Regions from separate parts of the Homo sapiens genome. Here region 1 is linked to region 2. The links are chromatin contacts, found by Hi-C in ENCODE. All regions are on one chromosome and are shown on one strand. The core of a region is the stretch at or near the end of the contact, and the rest is flanking DNA. Distances in the headings are between cores, read along the strand shown. Region 1 holds the start of FOXD3-AS1 (FOXD3 antisense RNA 1). Region 2 holds the start of ROR1 (receptor tyrosine kinase like orphan receptor 1).

Region 1 (4,405 bases), core at 233-2,732, 450 kb after region 2:
AGGGGAGAGAGGTGATGTTCAGCTGTTTTTAAAAGGGTATTAAGGCCACCATTCCTTGGCCTTCAGAAAGGCTTTGGGTTGGAGGGAGAGGAAGCATCTATAGGACCCCTTCAGAAATCCAATTATGTTGTGGATTGATTATTGCCATATAAATGAGATATCTTATTTGAAAATATTATGAAAACAAAACTATGTATTATCTATCAGATGAACATAAATAAAATCCCACTGCAAAATGTAAAGTGCCTTAACATAAATTTTAAAACCAGCTGGGTCTATTTACCACTTCCACTTAAGGAATGAAAAGAAATAATTTCAAAAATCTAAGATTTAAATGTTAAAAAGAGGGATGTTTGGAATTTACTTACTTTTCAAAGGATAATTGAAATGACCAAGAACTCTCTCATTTGGGAAGTTTTCATTGTGGAAGATACAAGTCTAGTCATTTTTTAAAAAAATTTAAAGACTGCTGTTGTTTCGGTTTCTTTTTTTAAATGACAGCTTACTTTATCTACAGAAATGTCTGGTCATTTAGATTTAATGGGTTGATATGAATGATATCACTCACATCCTGATTTTATGTGAAAACTAAAAGAAAAATAGTAACACAATTTAAATTAGGCATACTATTTCCTTTCTCCAATTAAAATTTTCTTACACTCAAATTATGAATTTAAAAAGTTTGAAAAGGCCATTACTTGAAATTCCTTGATTTTCTGGGGAGGAGAAAAGGCAAATAAATACCATTTAAAAATCTTGCCATTTACTTCAGACAACTAAATAAAACACTAGGCTGGGCATTTTAAAAATTTATTTACAAAGTTGTGTACAACACGATGGAATAACATTTAGAATACCATATATATTCATTCATATATAAACAGACTTTTATAATAGAATGACACTTTTTGCCTTTTTGAAAATTTTTTATATTTAAAATCTCCCAACGTCTCTATACATTCTTTTCTCAGATAAAACTTCGGAGAGTGAACCTTCAAAAAAAATGAAAGTTCAGAGCTCTAAATCTACGGAATTTGTTTTTTCTTAAAAAAATAAAAACCCCAAAAGGAAAGTCAATAATTTTTTTACAAATATATACAAAGAATTTCCCTCCCATCCCCACGGTACTAAGAGCAGGCGCCGTCGGGGTGCATTTTTGGAAAATTCGGTTTTCGGTTTTACCTGTATGGAAAGCTATCCCCGGCGGGCGCGCGGTGAGTTTGCTCGACCAGCTTAGGTGTGCGCGAGGGGATGGAGGCCGCGGAAGGTAGGCGTTGGGGGCTCAGGGGAAAGGAAATTGGGGAGAGGCAGAGTCCAGGATTGGGCAGCGGGACCGGGACCGGGCTTGGGACAGGGCGCGCAGCCTGGAGGTGCATTTGTTGCTCGAGGCCGCCGCCGGACCCTGGGTCCCGGCCATTGGCGCGTCCCTATTGCGCCGGCCATTTGGCTTGAGCGGCGGCCGCAGCAGCGGCGGCGGCCGAGGCTGCGGGCTGCAGAAACTGTCCGGAGAGTGGCACGCTAAGAATGGGCGCGATGGTGGCAGTCGTCCGGCTCAGCGACAGCGGTTGGTGGGTGGCCATGAGCGCTGCCGACTGCACGGTCCCGGGTGGCCGCAGAAACGACTGCGCCGTGCTGCCGCCCCCTGAACCCCCAGTGCCGCCGGCGACCCCAGCGCCCACCGCCGAGCCCCCAGGAGCCGCGGGGCCCCCACCTATGATGTTCTCGATGCTGAACGACGGCCGCGCGCTTGGCTCGGACTTGATGAGCGACGCGGTGGTGCCCGCGGCGCCCGCTGTGCCCGCAGCGGCCGCGGCGGCGCCCAGGCTATTGAGCTGCAGCTGCAGGCCCGGGCCGAGCTGTGAGCCGAAGGCGGCCGCTTTGCGGCCCAGCTCGCCCGAGGGCAGCAGCGGCACAGCGGGAGGCAGCACCGGTGCCACCGGCGGCAGCGCGTACGGGTACTGGAGCGCCGCCGCAGCAGCCGCGGCCGCCGCCGCTGCCGGGTGCGAATAGGCACCGGCCGCCGCCGCAGGGTGCAGGCCGTAGGGGCGGCCGTAGGGTCCCGCGGCGCCGGCCGCCGCCGCCAGGCTGTAAGCGCCGAAGCTCTGCATCATGAGCGCCGTCTGCTCGCGCAGGTGCTCCTGCTGGTGGCGCTTGAAGCGTTTCCGGCGCCGCAGGAAGCTGCCGTTGTCGAACATGTCCTCGGACTGCGGGTCCAGGGTCCAGTAGTTGCCCTTGCCCGGGTTGCCCGGCTCGCGGGGGATCTTGACGAAGCAGTCGTTGAGTGAGAGGTTGTGGCGGATGCTGTTCTGCCAGGCGGGGAACTTCTCCCTGTAGTAGGGGAAGCGGTTGCTGATGAACTCGCAGATGCCGCTCAGGGTCAGCTTCTTCTGCGGGCTCTGCAGGATGGCCATGGTGATGAGCGCGATGTACGAGTAAGGCGGCTTCACTAGGCTGTTCTTGGGCTTGCTCGGGGCCAGGCCTCCCGCCGAACCGCTGCCCGCGCCAGGCCCGCCGCCGCTCGCGCCGCCCTCCTCGCCGCCAACACCGCCCTTGCAGCCGTCCGCCTCCGGCGCGCCCACGTCGCCCCCCGGTCCGGCCCCGGCTCCGGCCGCCTCCTTGGGCAATGTCAGGGGCTGCTGGTGGGGCGGCTGAGGCTGTCCGTGATGGGGTGCCGCCGGGGGCACCTCGTCCGCCTCGTCCAGGCGCAGCTCCGGCGGCCCCGCGGGGCTATCGCAACCTGCGTCGCTGTCCTTCTCTTCCAGCCCGTCGTCGCCCTCGCCCACCACATCGATGTCCACGTCCTCGGCCGTCAGCACCGTCTGGCCGGACATGTCGCTGGCGCTGCCGCCGCCGGAGAGGGTCATCCCTCCTCGGGGTTGGTAGCGGCGGCGGGGAGGGGGCAGCGGGCGATGAGGGTGTTCGGGGGCTGCCACGGAGCTCAGGGGAAGAGGGTTTGAGTGCCCCCGAAAGATGGGGGGCAGGGAGAGGGGAGGGGGCCGCAGGTGGCTTGGGGCCCGCTGGGCTCAGCTCACACTCGGCGGCCCCGCATCGCGTGGCGCGGGCTCTGCCGTCCGCCCCCAGCGGCCGCGCTCCGCGAACTCCTGCCGTCCCTGGCGCTCGGTACTAGGCGCTCGCTACCGCTCCCGGCCCCGGCGGTTCTCCACGCCGCGCCCCCTCACTTAGCCCGCCTTCCTCGGCCTCTGGCCCTGGCGTGGGGCGCAGGAGCGGTCCAGGCGGGCGCGGGACGCCGGGCGCCGAGCAGCTCGGGAGGGCGCGGGCAGGGACAGTAGCGGGGGGGCAGGGGGCTGGGTGTCAGGGACGCCGAAGCCCCGGTAGTCGAAAGTCCCGTTTTAAGGACTGGCCTGATAGATTACTTTCTACTTAAAGATCCAGCGGGAGGCGGGGCCACGTGACCGTGCGTGACGTCAGGGCCGCGGCCGAGCCGGCCAAACTCAAGTTGGTTCAGGGAATTGTCAACAAAGGGACGAGAGACGCGCAACTCCGCTCCGCACTGTGCGCCAGCATCCCCGGGGCACGGAGGGCGCTGCGGCCCGCCCGGAGACCCCCCCACCCAGGCTGGATCCGGGCCCTGGGGCCCAGGGAGCGGGTGGGTGTGAGTGTGGGTGGGTGTGAGCGAGTCAGGGCGTGGGCCTGGGAGCGTCCGCGGGACTGTGCGACTGTCGCTGCCCTGCCTTCCCCGCCCCCTCTCCCTTCCGCCCTTCTCCCCCCCACTTTGTCACACTCCTTAGACAGGGACTGGGCGACCTAGAACGAGGTTCCCATATCGTGTTTTAAAAAGCAAAACTTAGTCTCTGTTTTGCTTTTTGTTTCATTGTTTTTAGCTTTAAAGAGTAAGAGCAGCGCACCCGGCTCCCTCCTGCTAATTAGATTTCAGATTCCCCTCTGGCCTCAGTGCTCATTCCGGGGAAGACACCTGCTGAGATGTCTTTTTCCCCCTCCCCCAACCAAACCACTCAGGTCCTACCTGCTCTTTCCCGGCTTGATGCGGGCGTGTTTTCCTGTATGTATTTTTTCGTGCGGCCACAAAAAGCATCAGCTGGGGTTCCCGAAGGTCAGAAAATGGCTATTGATTAATCTACTAGAATAGTTGCCGAGAGAAATAAAAACGACGTAAAATAGCAGGGAACCTATAAATAAAGAAGCCATAACTGGCTACTTGGAGTTGTTAAACGACTTAGCATATGAAAAAATCGGAAATGAGGCGCTGGGGAAGGAGCTGGGATTGGCAGCGGCCTGGGTAAGTCGAGTGGATCCGGGAAGAGGCCTGGTGTCTTCAGGTTAGACGCAGCGCCCAGGGGCGGCTGAAGAAACGTGAGGGGTGCGGGCAGTGACTTCCCGGGCGGCGGGCATGGCCTTGGGGGAACCTGGGCAGACTTGGGCATGC
Region 2 (4,013 bases), core at 152-2,651:
AACCTCCAAAGAATGAATCGGTTGTCTCCACAGGCTCAGCCGGGCTCTTCCCTCTCATTGTGTACCGGCTCAGACGCAGCAAGGACCCCAGCTTCCCGCAGCGAACTAAGACGCTCCGGCTTGCGGTGAAGTCTTTCTCTAACTGTTGCGATTGTCTTTAGAGATTACCAAAATCAAATATGCATTAGATGGCTTTTCCCCCTCTTGTTTGTAACACGCACACACACACGCGCGCGCGCGCGCGTGCACACCCAAAGCACTTTGGAGCCGCAGGCCGCCTCTGACAGCACATTTTGCACAAAGTGGCAGCGGCTGCAGCGGCGCACAAGTTTTGGCCTCTATGATGACTCTCGGGAGGGCCGGAGGGCCGGGGGCGGTGGCGATGCGAGGCCGCCGGAGCCCCAGGAGGACAGGGCTTTTGTTTGCGTCGATCCGCGAGCCGCCTGGGCTCTGGCGAGCACCACTGAAAATCCAAACTCCCTCCTGGACCGCGCCTTCCGGGCCGGCTCGCAACTTGGGGGCAGGATAGACTTGCCTGAACACCGGCTGGGGCGCGCTAGAGGTCCAGGGAGACAAGGGGGGACGCCCTGCACAGAAGTGCCCCGATCACCCCCAGGACCCTCAAACCCCTCCACGCTTCCTGTCAGCGCTGACAATCGCTGCTGCGCACCGAGGAACGAGTCCCTGGGCGCGCCCCGGCCCGCCGCGGGGCTCCGGGGCAAACCCTGGCCTGGCGGGGCTCCGGGGCAAACCCTGGCCTGGCGGCGCCGGCGAGCCCCGTGGCGGGTGGCCGGACGCGCCCCGGAGCCAGCGCGGCGCTTCCTGCGTGTCCCGCGCCCGGCTGGACGGCGGAAGGGTGGCCACGGGTCAGGGGGTCTGGGCGGGCGGGGGCCGGCGGGCGCCTCTTACCTTGGGCAGCAGCCCCGCGTGCGGCCAGCAGCAGCGCGGCCAGCAGCGCCAGGAGCGGCGGGCGCGTCCCGCGGCGGCGCGGCCGGTGCATTCCTCCTCTCGCTGAGGCGGCGGCGGCGGCGGCTCCCAGGCCGCGCGCAGAACATCCACGGGCTCTTCCCGGGCTCCCGGCCGCCTCGTCCCGGCCGCTGGCGCTCGCAGGACGCCGGGGACGTCTGCAAAGCTCTTTGTCCCTCTAACCTGCTCCCTCGCCTCCGCCTGGCCGCCTCTGGATGCCGCGAGCGCGATCCCTTCCCAGCCCTCTGGCTGCAGCCTCGCCTGGGCCGGCGGGTCAGTCCCAGGCTGTCCGGGTCGCACCAGTGGGCGTGAGTCGCCCTGGGTCGGACTCCGAGAACAGCGCACCCTGCGCCCAGGGGCTGCCGTCCCGGGGCTCCCTCGGCGGCGGCGGTGGCGGCTGCTCCAGCTCTCCACGCTCCCTCTCTCGCTCAACTTGTCACTTTCCACCAACTCTCCAGCCCAGCGCCCCAGCCCCGACCAATGGGAGACGCGGCCCAGGCTGGCGACCCAGCGCCCTCTGCTGCAGCCTCTCAACGCCCGCACCCTCCCCGACTTCGCAGAAAGCGGTCGCGGCTCCCGCGTCTCGGGCACGCTCCCTCCCCTCCCCTCCCCCACACTCCTCAAACTCGCCACCGAACCGAGCGCCGGGGACCTTCGAGGCTACTTGACAGAAGGGGAAACCGAGGCTCAGAGAGACTTATCCGGGATCTCAAGCCAGTTCGTGGCTGGACGACAGTAGACCCAGGTTCTAGCAGCCTCAGCTGTGTCACTGTTAGCTGTGTGACTCTGGGTAATGGCACATTTATTGCTATCATACAATTTCCCTTTTGCTTTCTTCTTGGACCCAAGAGTTGAGAGAGTTCTTACACAAGTAATTTATACTTCGCCTTTTTGTCTTTAATTTGTAGTCTCACTGAATTCAATGTCATCTGTACTGCCTCCTGGCAAGATTTATTGAGGATTATCTGTGGTTATTTTTGCCAATGTCCCATGGTTTTTTGAAAGGTGTTTTTGTCTTCCGAATGTGAAGATAGAATACTGTATCGATTTATCTTCTTTGTATTCATTATTTTTTCAGGCCTTCTGAATCTTTGCATGTTTGTTTGTTTGTTTGTTTTTTGTCTAGCTGCTCTGCCATGAGCCAAGGGATCATTAAAGACCTCTACAATGAGTGTGTTTTTGTCCATTTCTCCTGGTTTAACTTTATGGATTTTGTAATTCATAAATACCCATAATGATTTGACTTTCCCTGTAGAGACTGCCTTTGATCATAAAAAGTGGTGAGCGCCTGCTGTTTTCAGGGCTGTGCTCTAGGCTCTGAAGATGCAAGGGTAATAGGACACCTGTCAGTCTTGCTCTGGAGGAACAGGAAGAAGCCCATAGTCTCTCAATAATCACGTGGCCACTTACTAAATACCTCCTGTTTGCCTTGTGTTTTATATGCATTTGCTCACAAATCCTCCATTGACACTAAAAAGAGTCATTAAAAGTATATACTTCTTAGCTGTTTTACATATATTATCCCCATATTACAGTTTTAGAAATTGAAACTCAAAGGGAAAGTAAATGACTTGCCCACAGTCTCACAGACATGGGGTAGCCAAGCCAGCACTCAGGCTGTTTCCACTGAGAGAGTTAAAGCCTGTAACCAGAGCCTGGCACATGATAAGCACTCACTCGGGAGTTGTTGCTGTTGCAGTAGCCTCTAAGAACCCAGCTTTAGGGTTTTAAAATGAACAGTCACTTCATGGAGGGCGAGGACTCTGTCTCAATCATCTAGGTATCTTGCTGGCCTCTAACAGTACCTGGAATGCAATAGGAGCTCAATTAATGAACAAAGGTTAGGTCACCATTTGGAAAATATTAATTTCTCATCATATTTGTTTTATAGGGGTGCATGGAGGAGGGACAAAATTTCATCCATACTCCTTGGCACCAGGAAAAGCAGATCCCTGAGAGCTGAGACATTAGAAGGGGGAAAAAATGCAGCCCAAAGTATGTCCCAGCAGGTCATGGACTCCAGACTCCCAGCCCTTTGCCTTCAGGCAGGTGAATGACTAACCCATGCGGGACAAACAGTCACTTATTCTTCTCCAGGACTTCATGGCAGGAGCTGTGTCGGTAGTTTTCCCCCTTTCTATCGCTCTGACCTGAGGTCAAAAAATGATAGACAGAGAGGCCTTGGGTCAACCAGTTCATTACCTACATTGATCTGTCCCCCAAGTTTCTCTGCCTGAGATCTATTCAATCCTGTCCCAATTATCTCGCTTCTTGCCTGAGGAACTTACTGCACAAGGTTCTCTTGTTGGGAAACAGTCTTTGATGGTCAGTCTTAGTATATCACAGCCCAGAAATCAGAGGATACTCAGTTACACTGCACAGTGCTGGGCAGTCCTCTGTTGTCTACAGTCAATACACACAGTTGTCAGACAAGGAGCCTTTCTCATCCACCCACCCTGCCCCCAGCCCCCACCCTATAACTCCTAGGCCCAGGTATCTTAGGTAACAGACAGCTGCTAGTGCTGAGTATACAGAACTTAATGGCACTTTTATCAGTACTTAAACTTCCAGGAACTTAATCACAGAATCATAGACATAAGGAATGTGAGACCTGGAAAGGGCTTTGGAAATTAACTAGTACACCCCCCTCAACATTTTATACAGGAGACATGTGGGACTTAGGAGAGTGAAACCGCCTTGCCCAAAGCTGGCCAGAGCCAAAACTAGGACCTAGACCTACCAGTCCAGACCTGGGTAAGGACCATCATCAAATCATCCCAGATTCCTTCAGTTTAGCTATAGCACACAAGTTTCCAAAGAAAAGGTTAGCAATGGCCTGGCACGGTTGCTCATGCCTGTAATCCCAACACTTTGGGAGGCCAAGGTGGGTGAATTGCTTGAGATCAGGAGTTCGAGACCGTCCTGGCCAACATGGTGAAACTCCATCTCTACAAAAAAATACAAAATATTAGCCAGACGTGGTGACACACCTGTAATCCCTGCTACTCGGGAGGCTGAGGCATGAGAATTACTTGAGCCTGAGAGGC

The links. A loop is a pair of places that touch in the nucleus more often than their neighbours do. Pooled maps may share reads with other maps.
Region 1: a loop to region 2 is called in a pooled map, with 4 times the contacts of the local background. The contact joins the promoter of FOXD3-AS1 here to the promoter of ROR1 in region 2. A Hi-C loop is called at or near these places in 3 of 37 single-sample maps with no recorded cell type and 7 of 50 pooled maps.

The regions. Positions count from the first base shown.
Region 1 is chr1:63,321,518-63,325,922 of GRCh38, reverse strand. It overlaps FOXD3-AS1 (FOXD3 antisense RNA 1), which reads left to right and starts at 1,482. Exons shown (of 3, transcript NR_121637.1): 1 at 1,482-1,568. It overlaps FOXD3 (forkhead box D3), which reads right to left and starts at 3,356. Exons shown (of 1, transcript NM_012183.3): 1 at 795-3,356. The coding sequence starts at 2,864. The coding sequence ends at 1,428. RefSeq lists an enhancer at 2,226-2,915 and silencers at 3,239-3,318, 3,439-3,748.
Region 2 is chr1:63,771,405-63,775,417 of GRCh38, reverse strand. It overlaps ROR1 (receptor tyrosine kinase like orphan receptor 1), which reads right to left and starts at 1,401. Exons shown (of 9, transcript NM_005012.4): 1 at 910-1,401. The coding sequence starts at 1,000. RefSeq lists an enhancer at 1-340 and silencers at 206-500, 1,285-1,334.